Linked DNA regions of Homo sapiens: region 1 is linked to region 2. A link is a loop called in an ENCODE intact Hi-C map of the cell type or tissue named here. Cell type or tissue: Calu3. All regions are shown on one strand. Each heading gives the region's core, and the rest is flanking DNA. Links, peaks and the distances in the headings are about the cores only.

Region 1 (7,698 bases), core at 1,238-6,237, 200 kb before region 2:
TATATATATATATATATTTTCAAGATGAAGCCTCGTACTGTTACCCGGGCTGGAGTGCAGTGGCACAATCTTGGCTCACTGCAACCTCTGCCTCCTGGGTTCAAGAGATTCTCCTGCCTCAGCCTCCCAAGTAGCTAGGATTACAGATGCCCGTCACCACACCCAGCTAATTTTTTGTATTTTTAGTAGAGATGGGATTTCACCATGTTGGCCAGGCTGGTCTCGAACTCCTTACGTCGTGATTTGCCCACCTTGGCTCCCAAAGTGCTGGGATTACAGGCATGAGCCACCACACCCAGCCAGAAAATATTACATATATATATGTACATATATATACACACACACACACATACACACACACGTATATATGTATATATGCCATATATGTATACCCACACATACCATGGAATACTATGCAACCACAAAAATAACTAAATCATGTCCTTTATAGCAATATGGATGCAGCTACAGGCCATTATCCTAAACAAATTCATGCAGAAACAGAAAACCATAAATGAGAAAGCCTATTCTCATTTATAAGTGCGAGCTAAACATTGGGTCCACATGGACATAAAGATGGCAACAATGGACACTGGGGACTACTCCGGGGGTGGAAGTTTGAAAACTTAACTACTTACTACCTGAGTGATGGGGTGAATTGTACCCCAAACCTCAGCATCACACAATTTACCCATGTAACAAACCTGCACACATACTCCCTGAATCTAAAATTAAAGTTGAAATTTGCTTACAAAATGATTAAGGATATTCTCCTAAAAAACACATCTTTTCGTACCTAAAAAAACACATCTTTTCGTACCTAAAAAAACTAATAATAATAATCCAAACCATCACCTAATATAACCTCTATATTTAAATTTCCATAACTGTCACCAAATGTCACTTATAGCTGTATTGTTTTTCTTTGTAGCAACCAGTCTAGGATTATGTATAGCATTTGAGTTTGAGATCTTTCATCTCTTTTTACAGAATAGTTTCCCACTCTTTTTTTTTTTTTTTTTTTGCTTTTCATGCTATTATTTTTTTCTGAAGAGTCTAGGTCACTTGTAATAAAAAGTGTTCCAAATTTTGTATTTGTTTAATTGTTTTCTCATAGTTAGATTTAGGTTAAAGTATTTCTGGCAGAAAGAGTACACAGGTGAATGACAGGTTGCTCCATTGTCGGTGATACTGAGTTTAGTCACTTGATTAGGATAGTTACTGCCAGACTTCTTCATTGTAAAGGTAAACTTTCTACTTTTTAATTGATAAGCTATCTGTGGAGCAATACTTTGAGTTCAAGGTTTTAGCATCCGTTGATGATCCTTGACTGAATTAATTACTACACTGGAGAGTACAGAATTCTCGTTTTCTCCCTATACTGCCTGTAGACTAGGAATCTTCTGCTCCTAAAGCTGTACTTCTAGTGTTCTGAAACCAGTGTGCTCCACTGTGGATACCACCATGCAGTGGTAGAAGGAGCAAGAGGTGAGTCATGGAATCAGATAGCAGATAAAATGGCAGATCAGGTACTAGAGATGCTGGGCATGGCATATTATTGAGAAGCAAAAGAGCTAGTTTGGTGATACTAAAGTTTCAATTCTGTATTTTTTGGGTGGTCACACTTTGTATTTTCCATTCGTTAGCTAACTTTCCTTTCAAAATAGTGTTTTTGGGGGGGAAGGGAAAATAATTAAACACATTTGATATAAATCTATTTTTAATCCCTTTATTATAGTTTTCTGTTCTCTTTGCATTTTTCCTCTTGTTTTCTCTTCTCTTCTTTTCTCTCTTTAGAGCCCTTTCTTCTTTTTAAAATATCTGCTCAAAATTTAACTATGAATTTTCTGTTTTCTCAATTTACCTCTTCCAATTGATCAGACTGTAATTTTTCTTCTAGTTGATTGGTGCTTTTCGCTCTTCTAGGTAGGATGAGGGCTTCAGAAATTATATGGCAACTTTTAATTCTCACATGTGATGCCCTAGGCTCAACTCTTCATGTAATAAAACACCTTATTTTAGAAAATATTCATTTAAAAAGATATTACAACATATTCTCAAACAAACTTTGATGAGTTTAGTTGTCTCAGCACTACTCTGGCTATTTTAAAGTACATTATTTTGTTAACCACACCCTTTCACCTTTTATAAAGCTGAAAAATAGGAAGCGTTTTTTTCTTTTCATTTTTTGTCTTGGTAGTTTGTAACCACATTTTTTGCACTGTGGTTTCATGTAAGCGGTTGTTGATAATCAACTGATGAGTGTTGTTATGTACAAAAGTCATGCTTTTGAGGCATGGAAGTGAGTGAAAGAACATTTGAGACAATGTATATTTAACTCTACAAATAACATGTTTCTATGGTATGGAAGACAAATGATTTTCTCTAATTTTTCACCTGTCCAACAAACAGCACTTTGGTTGTTCAAAGATTATTGTCATGATTCACTTTGTAGTTTAAAATAAAGATTAGATATTTTTTGTCTTAGTGCAATTTAATTACTTATTAAAAAAAATCCCAGGAGGCTTTAGCAATTCCCTCCTGAATAATTTACAACTCAAAATGATAATAGTAATACTATAGTATATGACATTGTTTTAAATTAAAAGATGTAAGTTAATCGATTGATATGATTTTAAATTCAATTCTCTGAACGAAAATTAAGAATTAAGCTCACACATAAGGATTGGAGAAGGCCTTCTGTGGTGGCAGTTGTTAATGTCTTTCAGTGCTTTGGAAGAAAATTGCGGAAGGAGACTTTGGCTATGCCTCAGGGATGTCCTTGACACTGCACCTGCCACGTGATTTTTCCAGACAAGGAAGGCTATTTTCCTCAAAATGTGAATTTAATCCCTATGTAAACCTTCTGAGGCTAGAAATTCAGTCACATTATATAGTATAAATGATATTTTAGAAGAATATGTTGTTTGAAGAAGATCAGTTTTGAGCCTGTTTAATATTAACAAAGAATTTCCTAAACTTAGTTGCCCCTGGAAATTATCCTTTGTACTGAAAAACCCCCAAAACACAAAACATGTTAAAACAAAACAAAACAAAACAGTGGCACTTGTGTTCTATAGAATTCACTTTGGAAATTGAAATTTAGTGACTTTATTTTGGAAGTTAAAGTCTATACCAGATAGTTTTTGAAAGCACCTTCAATCCTATAACAATAAAATTCCAGTATAACATGTTAGCAAGATCTTGTGTTCAACATTGTGTTATAATATACTATAGATACAATTTCTCTGTAAGAAAAAAAATGTTGTTTACTAACGTAAATGCAGTTTTAAGGGGAATTAAAATGAGTTTTCGTTACATGATATTTTATTGGATGACTAAAAATGAGCTCATTTTAAGTGGAAAGACTGGTTTTATGATTCAGATATTTTTATTATAATTTAAAAAAGCATTTTCTTATAGTTTCTTTGAAATTAAAAAACAAGAAAACGTCAAAACCTGCCATTGAAGATTTTCTGGTGTCCTAGTGGCACTTTTCAGATGAAACTTTGAGAAACATTATTGTGATTTTTTAAAATAATAAAATGCTAACATGGTGCTATTGTATAGTCAAAATGTATAAGCAGTTAAATGTTACAGAATAGTTGAAAATATGTAAGACATTTATTTCATTGTTCCTTAGAAATTTTTTTTCATCAACCCTTGTTTCCTGAGCTAAACCAACCGAGGGACAAAAATAAGATTACAATGACAGAAAGTAGGAATTGTCTGTTTTCCTATTCCTTCTTCTTAAGCAGTACAGTCCTCATATATTCCTCTTAAATAGTTCTGGACATCCCTAGAACGTGGTCTCACAAAGATCAGGAACTAGTCCTTTTCACTTCTATGTGGGTTGATTCATTTTCTTCCTTTTCAGGTCATTATGGTGATGACACCAAAAGTGGCAATTACAAAGCCACCAGTGTTAAAGCTACTAACGTCATCCTCTTTAGGTTGCTTGATGTTGTTGCTGTTGGTCAATGTGGATAAGTAACAGCTGCCTCATCCTGCTATTGCTAAAGTTACCTACAGTGACAATGAAGTTGATCAGCACTCTCAATGACCCACTGAGATTTTGGTGGATAAAGTTGCTTCTTCTTTTTCGATTTGACCCATCACAGTATACAGGACTCATGGGGCTTAGCTGGAGGAAAATTATTAGTGACCGCTATTATCTGATTGGCCTTTGATTTTCTTTGCCCTCAGGATGAATTCTTTTCCTGTAGACTTATCACCTTTCAAATAAATAATAGCCTAGAATTCCTGTCCTACAAGTTCTTCAAGTATGTCCAGACATAAATATTTGCCAAATATATTAAGAAATATCTAGCAAACTTGGGAGGACTACTTATATTCAGCACAGAACAATTGAAAAGGAGAAACTAACTGACTCTGTAATACCAATAAAGTAAGTTTGTGTCATTAGACTCCAAAATTATAATGGTCTTTATCTAATCTCCAAAATTCTTATTGACATTGTTTCCTTTATTCTTAACATTCCTAATGTCTCTGGATCACTTTTCATTTCTGTTGATTCGAATATTTATTTATTCAAAATCATCTTGGGTGTTATAGCTCTAGATTTGGTGGAATAAATTTCTGTAATAATTTTTAGCAATATGAAGCATTCCTTGAAATCCAGTGTTTCTATGGAACCTCTTAAGTGAATACAGTGGGGAACATATTTTTGAAGATTAATTGTAAGAGATGTCACAATTGTTAGTACTCTTGTTTAGAAGTTACAGAGTCCTGGCTGGGTGCAGTGGCTCATGCATGTATTCCCAGCACTTTGGGAGGCTGAGGCAGGTGGATTGCTTGAGCCCAGGCATTCACTACCAGCCTAAGCAACATGGTGAAACCCCATCTTGACCAAAAAAAAAAATGCAAAAATTAGCCAGGCATGGTGACATGCACCTGTAGTCCCAACTACTTGGGAGGCTGAGGTGTGAGGATCACCTGAGCCCAGGGAGGTTGAGGCTGTAGTGAGCTGTGATTGTGCCACTGCGTTACAGCCTGGGTGGCAGAGTAGGGCCCTGTCTCAAAACAAACAAACAAACAACCCCAAAACCAAAAACCAAAAAACCCTACACACACAAAGTTACAGAGCCCTATAAAATGAAAGGAAACCTTGGAAAGGGCAGGTGGGTTTGAGGCTGGGCCACAGACCTATTTGGAACCAGGAACTCAAATTATGCCATCATGAATGCATTGCTGCTGCTATTTCTCTGTGTGTTAGAAAACGTGTTTGCCAACAGCACTTGAATTTTGTGTATGACCACTTTAGCCATCCGGACTCTCTCAGTTCTATTTCTAAAAATCCCCAGAAAGGACTCTTATTATCCAGCTTGTGAAGCCTTAGATCTGTTACGGGTTGAATTACGTCCCCCTAAAAGATGCTAATGTTCTAACCCCAAGCACCTGTGAATGTGATCTTTCTTACAAATTGGGTCTTTGCCAGTGATCCCATTACTGAGTATATACCCAAAGGATTATAAATCATGCTAATATAAAGACACACGCACACATATGTTTATTGCGGCACTATTCACAATAGCAAAGACTTGGAACCAACCCAAAAGTCCACCAATGGTAGACTTGATTAAGAAAATGTGGCACATATACACCATGGAATACTATGCAGCCATAAAAAAGGATGAGTTCATGTCCTTTGCAGGGACATGGATGAAGCTGGCAACCATCATTCTCAGCAAACTATCACAAGGACAGAAAACCAAACACCGCATGTTCTCACTCATAGGTGGGAACTGAACAATGAGAACACTCGGACACAGGGCAGGGAACATCACACACCAGGGCCTTTCAGAGGATGGGGGGCTGGGGGAGGGATAGCATTAGGAGAAATTCCTAATGTAAATGACGAGTTGATGGGTGCAGCAAACCAACATGGCACATGTATACCTATGTAACAAACCTGCACGTTGTGCACATATACTTGAAGTATAATTTAAAAAGAAAAAAAAGAATTTGGGTCTTTGAGCTGAACAGTGAGAACACATGCACACAGGGAGGGGAACAACACACACTGGGGCCTGTCGTGGTGGGGAGCAGGTGGTGAGGGAGAGCATCAGGATAAATAGCTAATGCATGGGGGGCTTAATACCTAGGTGATGGGTTGATAGGTGCAGCAAACCACCATAGCACAAGTTTACCTATGTAACAAACCTGTACATCCTGCACATGTATCCCAGAAACATAAAATAATAAAATAAAATATCAAAAAAAAGAAATTGGGTCTTTGTAGATTATCAAGTTAAGATGGTTCATTAGAGTGGTTCCTAATCCAATAAAACTATGAGTTTGTAAAAAAGGACAATTTGGATACAGATATAGACAGGTATACAGGGAGAGCACCATGTGAACGTGAAGGTGGAGATTGGATGAAACTTCTACAAGGCAAAGAGTGCCGAAGTTGTCAGCAAACCACTAAAAACTAGGAGAGAGACATGAAACAGATTCTCCCTCAAAGCACTCAGAGGGAACTAACCTTGCTGACACCTTCCTTTAGCCGCTAGAAACTGTGAGACCCAAATTTCTATTTAAACCATTCAGCTTTTGAGACTTTGTTGCAATGACCCTAGCAAATGAATACAGAACCACTTAATAGTGGCTTGAGGGGTGGGATTATCAGTACCACGGGAACCACATAGATGGGTGAAAGTTGATTCTCAGAAATTGGTTCTGGGAAGACAATCTCATAGATTTTCACTACAGATCCCCCAAGACAATTTGTTTTGACTTGAAACTCAACTATGGACATTTTCTTTTGAATAAATTAGCTTGCTTAGGAATTGGGTGAATAATTAAAAATAATCTAAAAATTAATTTGTGGATATTTTCTGATTGGCATTATCTGTCTCAGCACACAAGTTGCCATAATGGTGGGGAAAGCAACAAGTAACAAGCCTGCTTTGCTCTAGAGCAGATTGATATATGTAGATAAGTGGAATTTATGTGAAAGAACCAATAATGTTTGAGAGTCTGCTGATAAAAGATGACATTGAGTAAAATGATGGATTCCTGTCTTAAAGGGTAACTTTTCTTATTATTTTCTTAGGCTGTATTGTAGTTGTTATTTATAATACGCTCCAGTTGAGGCATCATCTTGTAATTATTGCTCCCTCTACTCTTTCTCAACTTACTCTTCACTATGAGTGTTAGTATTCAACAGTTTAGACTTCATCAATAAGTAATTTCCATCAGAATGAGGAAAGACTGGTCCTTCTCTGTTTATGTTTTCTAATCTTGGAATGAGGTACCTTAGACTAAATCAGGGATTGGGTAAATTATAACCCTCAGGCCAAATTTAATCTACCACCTGGTTTTACAAAGGCAGTTTTATTATAGCACAGCCACACTCACTCATTTACTTACTTTCTGTGGTAGACTTCATGCTACAATGGCAGAGGTGAGCAGTTGCAACAGAGACTCCATGGCCCAAAAGCCTAAAATATTAACTATCTGGACTTTTACAAAAACAATTTTCCAACCTCTGACCTAGGTAGCTATGTAAAGGGAGAAAAAGAGGTTCTGTTTTTGTTTTTGTGCTTTTAATTAAGTCTACCAGGGACAGACTTATTAGCCTTTAGAGTAAAACGTAATCCCCACGTTACTAATAACATGAACTCCACATTTAAAAAATGGACTACATGGTTTAAAATGCTTTGTTTAAACTCATTT
Region 2 (7,698 bases), core at 1,045-6,044:
AAAAATTAAAATGGAAGCCAAAGCCACACAGTGTGATTGGTTGATATGTCTTTTAAATGTTTACTAAATTGTAGATTCTCTCTCCATCCTTTTTACCCCTTCTGGTTTCTTTGTAGAACAAACTGGGTTATTTGTCTTGCAATGTTTCCCACAGTCTTGATTGTGCTGATTGTATGCCTGCAGAGTATATTAACAAGTTTCTACATCTTTCGTATAACAAGCATTACATCTTTCTTGCAAGTTGGTAGTTGCATATATGAGCTTGATTAAATTCAGGTTAGATACTTTTTTTTGATGTGACTACTTCATAGTGATGCTATGAACTTCCTTCCTTCCTCTCCTCTCCTCTCCTCTCCTCTCCTCCTTCCCTTTTCCTTTCCCTTTCTTTCCCTTTCCTTTTCTTTCTACTTTCCAAAACAAGGTCTCTCTCTGTTGCCTAGACTGGAATGCAATGGTGCAATCATAGCTCACTGTAGCCTTGAACTCCTGAACTCAAGGGATCCTCTTGCCCCTGTCTCCTGAGTAACTGGGATTACAGGTTCTCACCACCACACTAAGCTAATTTTTAATTTTTTAATATAGACACGATCTTGCTACGTTGTCCAGGCTGGTCTTGAACTCCTGGCCTCAAGTGATCCCCTGCCACTGCCTCCCAAAGTGCTGGGATTACTGGCATGAACCACTGCACCTGGCCTGATTCTGTGCTTTTTCTATCATCAGGCATGAGATGTTTAGTTGACTCTCTTTTGGTGATCTCAGCAGCTACTGATGTTCAATTAATGAACCATTAATTCACTACAATTTGCAAAATTGTGATATTCTAATTCTATGATTTCTTCTTCACTTATTACCTGAAACATTTTTATAAGTGAAATTTTCCTTATTGATTATATAGTAATTCAATTCACATATGGAATCCTGGATAAAGGCTTGATTTTTTTTTTATTTTTTGCCTTTTTTTACCCAGTGGTCACCAAGTATATGTTTTTGTAAGTATAATTATGCCCCATGAATTCAAACATATTTTTTGTTAAACTTTTTGCCTTTTGTAAAATTATTAACGCTCAAATTGTCCCAGTTTTTGTGAAATGGAACAGGAGTTTCTTCAAGTTGACTCTTGCATCCTGCTGATATGAACCTTGTAGTATATGATAGTTTCCTTGCTATCCGGTTTGACAAGATGCTGCAGACTCATCTTGTATATTTTCTATCCCAGTCCTTTTAGTTTTTCGAGAATGGTATTAGAAATTATAATCCAGACATAGGAATGCTAATGGATCTATGTATATCATGTATGTATGTATGTGTATGCATTTATGTATATATACATATACACATAATATACATATTTTAAGAAATATATCTTTTAAAAAGATAAGCTATATTATGATTCCTACTGACACTTCCAGTTCAAATTTAGGCGCACAAGTTTTTTAAATTTAACTTCTTCTATCTTTCACTTATGTCTTCTTTTTTTTTTGGTTCCTGAGAATCCTGGTTCTCAAGGTTGTCAGAAACAATTAAATTAAAATATTGCACATACTACACAATTTTCTCTGCTCTCCCTTTTTCACTGAAGAATGTGTCTTTCTCTAGGTGGTTCATTTTATTTGTTTCTTCTATTTTTAAAGTATATATTTTTGGTATTAATAAAGGCTTGCTCTTTTGTTTTAATTTTTATGCTAACATTAAAAAAATTACCCATTCCTGTTCTGCCCCTGCCTTTGTTGTCTATTGAGTCCATTCTATGAGATATATTGATATTAGCTAGTATTCTGCATCAATTTAATCAGTATTAAAATAATTGGATTTATTTTAGTAACTATAAGATAATCATCAAGATTATTCTACTTTTCTGATAGCGTCCCCATTCTGCCATTTTTATAGTTGTAATATAGGTATATTGTCACAGCAAATATAATTATATACTATATATATATTTCTTACAAACTTCATTTTGTCATAAGATTGTGAATATATATGGTATTTTGTCTTCTCCTGTTTGGATTTTGGAATTCAGAGGATATCTTGTCATCTGATTTTGTTGTATATGTTTTGGGATCTTAATTGCTTTTTATTTTGAAGAAAGATTTATTTAGGGGGCTTCAAAAACTATACCATTACCACCACCTTCTCAGAATTCTCAAAATTGCATGAGTGTTGAGTGGTTTTCTCTTAACTCTTTATTTTATATAAGCTGCATTATTTTTAGTGCATGCTTTTGCAGGATGTGTTGTTCTGGGGAATGTATATGCGGTATTTTATCAGAAATACCTATTGTGGCAGCATCTCATAAACAGACTTAAACGGAGCATTTTGAAAGAGACATCATTATAAAGCACGTTAAGCACTTATGATTGAATAAGTATTATTTCTGTGTTGTTTCAATTTGCATCCTCAGAGAATGACATACTCCTTGGGTACATAAACATAAATATGTAATTAGAAATAAGGAGAAAGAGGAGGAAGAAGAGAAGGGGAAGGAGAAAGAGAAAATATAATATTTTCTCTTATAATATAAAGAACAAACTTTAAACTTTGTTCTGATAATTTATCAGTTCTTAGTAGAGCAATAATGTACTGGGTTTAGTATCATTAGTAGTAATAATGAGATTTCTTGCTTTAAGCAAATCCCTTATTTTAGAAGAAAAGTAAAATGTTAACTCTTAGGAATTATTATGCAATAACAAAGAGCAGTAAAATTTTATAGTGGTTGGACCAACTCCAGTGGCTTTCTGGTTTGTGAAAAGTTCAGTAAAAATTGAATAAATGGCTCACATAATGGGAAGTTTAAGTAATAAAATGGGGGGTAGGGTGGGGAGATGAGGCTTTCCCCCTTCCCTGCCGTGTACATAGTAGAGTTGCTGGTGATTTTTGCCTTAGGTTATAGTACTGTGCTCATTATAGGCATAGACAGATTATCATAATTATAAAAGTGCAAGTTTGGTGTAAAAAATAAAAAAAATACATGATGGTAGAGCCTCCGGGCTTAAAAAAAAAAACTTGGGATATCTTATTAAACGTATTGTTTTCCAACTAGTCTCATCTTTGCTCCCTTGGTGCTTAGAAAGAAAACTCCAAGTAGAATAATGATAACTACCATATGTTGGTTCTTACCATAAAGCTAAGAGCTAAGCAGTCTACATATAGGTGTCTCATTTGGTCTTCCCAACAGCACGATGAAAGACATATGTGAGGAAAGTAATGTACAGAGATGTTAGATGACTTGTTTAAGGTCACAGAGATGGTGAATTGTGGAGCCTGGGTTTGAATCTAGGTTAGTCTGACTCCTGAACTGCATTCTATGCCAGTGTATGAAAGAGTCTTCAGAAAACCACATAGTTTAATGTGAGAAAGTGAAGCTTTAAAAGAGATTCTAGTCCTTTCCAAGCTAAGTTTAATTTAGGGAGGCAGGGAGTGTGTACACTGTGCAGAAAATACAGTTCTTACCTGAGGGTATCACAGTCCCCATTCAGTTGACATTCAGCAGAAGATCAACTCAGTTGTTTGGCTATCTCAGTTCAGCAAGCTCTTCTAAGCCAGAGGTTGGAACATAAAAATGATTGAGACATCTCTCCGCCCTTGTGTCCAGTGGAGGGGCAGGTTACATAAATAGATGTTTGTGAAAATCAAAGTAGAAGCTCAGTCCTAGAGAACTCTGAGGATAGCCTGTGAGCTGCAAGTCTGAGGAAGCCGAAAGGAGAATGGTGAGTAATGGGAGTTTCCCTAGGGGTGACCAGCTTGTCTGGTTTGCCTGGGACTTCCCCAGTTTTAGTACTAAAAGTCCCACATCCTAGGTGATCCCTTAGTCCCTGGCAAACTGAAATGGTTGACCACATAAGTTTCTGCTGGTTTGGAGAATTGCTAATTTCCATTAGGGAACTGGGGGATTCCTAGTCAGTCCTTGTTGAGAAATTAATATTCATGAGCATCACCCTAAAAATGATAACCTAATCTTCTATGAGAAATATTTTGGTTAAGCAAGCTTGATTTGCTACTGTTTTCAATTGGGAGTTCAATAAATTTGCTTTGTTTTCTTGTGTGGTAGGAATCCATGTTGTCATCAGGGATCTTGCAAACTCAAGTGTGAAGACAGAGGCAATCCTGCATGGGTCCCATCAAGATAATGGGCACACAAACTGCTTGTGAGGGAGCAGACTGTTTAATGAATAAGGAATTAGGTTACACAGGCACCATGTTCAAAAGTCAGCTGGCAGAGTTTCAACAACCTCGTCATCACTAGAACAGTCCTGGGTGTGCAATCCTATAATGCCTGGGCAGGGTGACCAGGTTTAATGTACTCTTTTACAGCTCATGGGTATGGGGCTTATCACATGCTTCAGCAAGAGCACCCTTTTATTATTTTGAAACTTATAGTGTCACCTTAACGTTTTATGACAAGCCTTGTCCATCACATCACCACTATAAAAATGTCAATAACTTAGAGAGTTGCTTTTTCAAATATTTTGTCACATAATTAAAATTTTATTCTTCTTTTCACTTTTCCTTTTTTCCTCCCTTGAGAGCCCTTCTTTATTTTTCTTTTTTTCTTTCTTTTTTCTTTTCTTTTTTCTACCTCTCTGTCTTCCTTTCTCTTTTTCTTTCCCTTTCTCCCTCCATCTATCCTCTCCACTTTCTTTTATCCTTTCTTCCTTTTTGAAGGAAGAGGGGATTTTGATTCTCTTCAGATGCAACTCTCCTTCCCTGTCACATGCATCTTCTCAAAAACTTAAGCTAGGAGGGTGACTTGCTGAGACCTTAACTAGAGTTTTGTTTTCATTTCCGTACCAAGAAGTCTCCCTGAGTATCTTGCATCAAAGGAGGTAGATGAAAAGGGAGTTATTGGCCAAAAGAAATGGCATGCATCCTTCTTGCTCTTCTAAAGAATGTACAGGTCTTCGATGTTCTATGGCCTGGGTACATCCTGAGGGGCCCTTAAGTTCTAATATTGGTGATGAGAAATAGCATGATCTCTTTTGTGTTGGAATGAAAGAGAGGAGCTGGATTCTGAGGAGAATTGAAAGTTTTTGTCAATTTTGTTTTTTTGTTGTTATTGAAAAGAGGGGGAGGGGTTGGGGAGAGAAGGGAAAGACGGGCAGAGCTCGGGTAGTGGGACACTTCTAATACTTGAGTCCTATCCCTAAGTTAATTCTGATATCGTCAGTAGTTTCAGAGTTTCTAGGATCACTGACTCCAGAAAAGGGCTGCATCGAAGGTCCTCTTATGAATGCCTAGAGCAACTTGATTAGAAAATCCATCTTTATACCCCTTCTTGGAGACCTATTAGTAGTTCTGGCTGTCCCAACATAACAGCAGAATCCTACTCTGATCTGGGTTTCTGGAAGCCCCCTGTGAACCATCATACCCTGGATGACAAACTCCAGTAGCACTGGGGAGAGAGCACTTAATGACAAGTAGACCCCCGAAGGGCTATAGAAGGAGCTTGTTTATCTTAAATATGGGTGGGATGGGGGGGAAATGGGGCACTTTTGTACACCTTGAGAGATCTGTGGGCAGAAGAGACAGGCTACCTCTGTTACACACTAAGAACTGACAAGAATGAGACAATAAAACACTCCGTTACACACTAAAAACTCATAAGAATGAGCCTTTACACATATTGTCTGTGTTAGGAGTATATGGGAGACTGGCACCTACTAATGGAAAGGAAGAGTGGAAATTCTAGCTCTGTTGTCTTCCAGTAGCCATTTACCTGCCCTGTAAAGGTGGCTCTCAACTCAAGACTCAAGAGTCTCTGTTCTTGAGGTTCTTTTTGTTTGTTTGTTTTTGTTTTTTAATTTGTGATGTGATCTCTTTGAGTTTCTTAGTGTGATTCTTCTGTTTTGTAATTTAGGAAGCTGCTACACTTCTGGGGATGATAAATATTATTTAAATTAAAAATTACATTCAATTTTAAACTGACTTTTTAGAAAAATTCCATTTAAACCTCCCACCTCATATATAAGGATAGTTCCCACACTTGGGACCTGAACTTCCAATTGAATTCAGATGACTGAATGTATCCTGCAAATAATGCACAGAGCTTATGAGAAAAAGTCCAAACTCTCTCTGCCATGGGCGTGAACCGTTGAACCATGATACCTCATTACCTTCACACTCTGGTTACTGTTGGAAAAATTAGACTGCCTAACCAGTTTAACCAGACAGGCCTCCAGGAAGTGACCCTTTCTCCTCCCCTCTTACCCACTTAAAACCATAGATTCTTGATTACTTTTAAAGGAAGAAAATCAGTTCCTTGCCAAAGGATTTTATGACTGTGTTAACTAGTCAATAAACGAAGTGACTATGAAAAAGAACTTTTCCACCCCTCTACTGGAGAACAATGGAATCACCAATCATCATACAATAGTGATTTTACACTCACAATTTCAATTCTGCCAACAGCGGAGAATTTCTCCTTTGCCATAGGAACATGATTAAATTTTACTTAATTTCTCTGTAGGATGCCTGAGAAAAATACCACCTTGAATGAAGGAACATTTAAAATAAGCACTTTGAATAAATAGAATGTCTTTTTATAGGATCAAATATGTCCCATTTTGGAAAATAGCTAGGCACAAAATATTGGGTAGCTCTATCATTGAAATTTTGGTTTAGGAATGAAAAAAAAAGCATAGACAGTAGGGAAAAAGAAAAAAAAATTATTCCCCCCTTGCTGAAAATTTTACTGTGGGCAAAACTCCCATGTTTTTGATGGTAGTAAGACTCCAGTCTTGGGGCTTGGCTTGAAAAGTATGAAAAATAACCATAAAATAAAATATATTAGAATTAGAAATAATGGGAACATAGTGACTATGATTTAAGTCTTAAGTCCAAGTCTTGGGGCAAGAATATTTACTTTACTGAGCTGTGGTATAAGAAATACTAGCTCTCCCTGCTCCCCGCCAAAAAAGAAAAAAAAAACTTTATATTGATTTCCTTCAACTAATTCCTAGGATGCTGTCTTGAGTATTGTGCATGTACCCAAATTTGTTTGAGGTAGTAAAGTAGAAACTAATGCCATCTCATATATGGGAGAGGAAATGAATAAAACATAGAAATTCCTCCCTTTCTTTCTACCTACAGAGACATTTTCTTCCTGGGGTAATGTAATATCCAACTAAAACAGAGGCACAAACCAAAACCTAGGCCTGGGTCTGAGATACTATGAAAACAGTGCGGTAACATAAGCTTCTCACTGATAGTCCGAATACAAATATTTAAAAATTCAAATGGATAGTCAGGTTTTGTATCTATAAACACAACATTTGTTAAACATACAAGCATGCTATTAAAAATCACTGTACAAAAATATCGAATACTCATTCATCTTACTTTGAAACACTAATAACACTATTTATTGACATACTGGTTCTGTATTACATAAAGGGCAGGGATTATACTAAGGAAGAAGAGATAATAATGAAAATTTTATAAATGTTTTCTTAAAGGATCTGATCAAAATCAGTTTTTGCAAGGCTATAAATTAAAAAAAATTGGCAGAAGGAGTAGGCAAATTACAGTGTTCAGGAATTTTATTCTTCCGCCCTTGTTTTTCAGTGCTGAGAAGCACAATCACCCTCAACCCTGCAGGGAGATGGAATGCAATTCTTTTCTAGGCTTGAAAACTTCTAAAAATACTTTCAGTGCTATAATTTCTGTTTATAGATATATACCAAGAATAAAAATTAAATAAAT

What was found. A loop is a pair of places that touch in the nucleus more often than their neighbours do. Peaks named below come from ENCODE experiments on the same cell type or tissue, not always from the same donor. Only the 100,000 strongest peaks of a DNase experiment are listed, where the experiment ranks them.
Region 1: a loop joins it to region 2, with 2.7 times the contacts of the local background. A loop is called at or near these places in 7 of 110 quality-filtered maps.

What each region holds. Positions count from the first base shown.
Region 1 is chr12:89,758,745-89,766,442 of GRCh38, forward strand. All of the region lies in intron 2 of LOC107984543 (a long non-coding RNA gene), which reads left to right. Among named protein-coding and RNA genes, the nearest start is that of ATP2B1-AS1, 54 kb to the left of the region's middle. RefSeq lists a silencer at 7,352-7,411. In Calu3, for the core only: no CTCF peak of the experiment used is centred there; no DNase peak of the experiment used is centred there.
Region 2 is chr12:89,956,624-89,964,321 of GRCh38, forward strand. All of the region lies in intron 6 of LOC105369890 (a long non-coding RNA gene), which reads left to right. Among named protein-coding and RNA genes, the nearest start is that of LINC02399, 13 kb to the left of the region's middle. RefSeq lists an enhancer at 3,608-3,837. In Calu3, for the core only: no CTCF peak of the experiment used is centred there; DNase peaks (open chromatin) are centred at 3,728 and 4,218.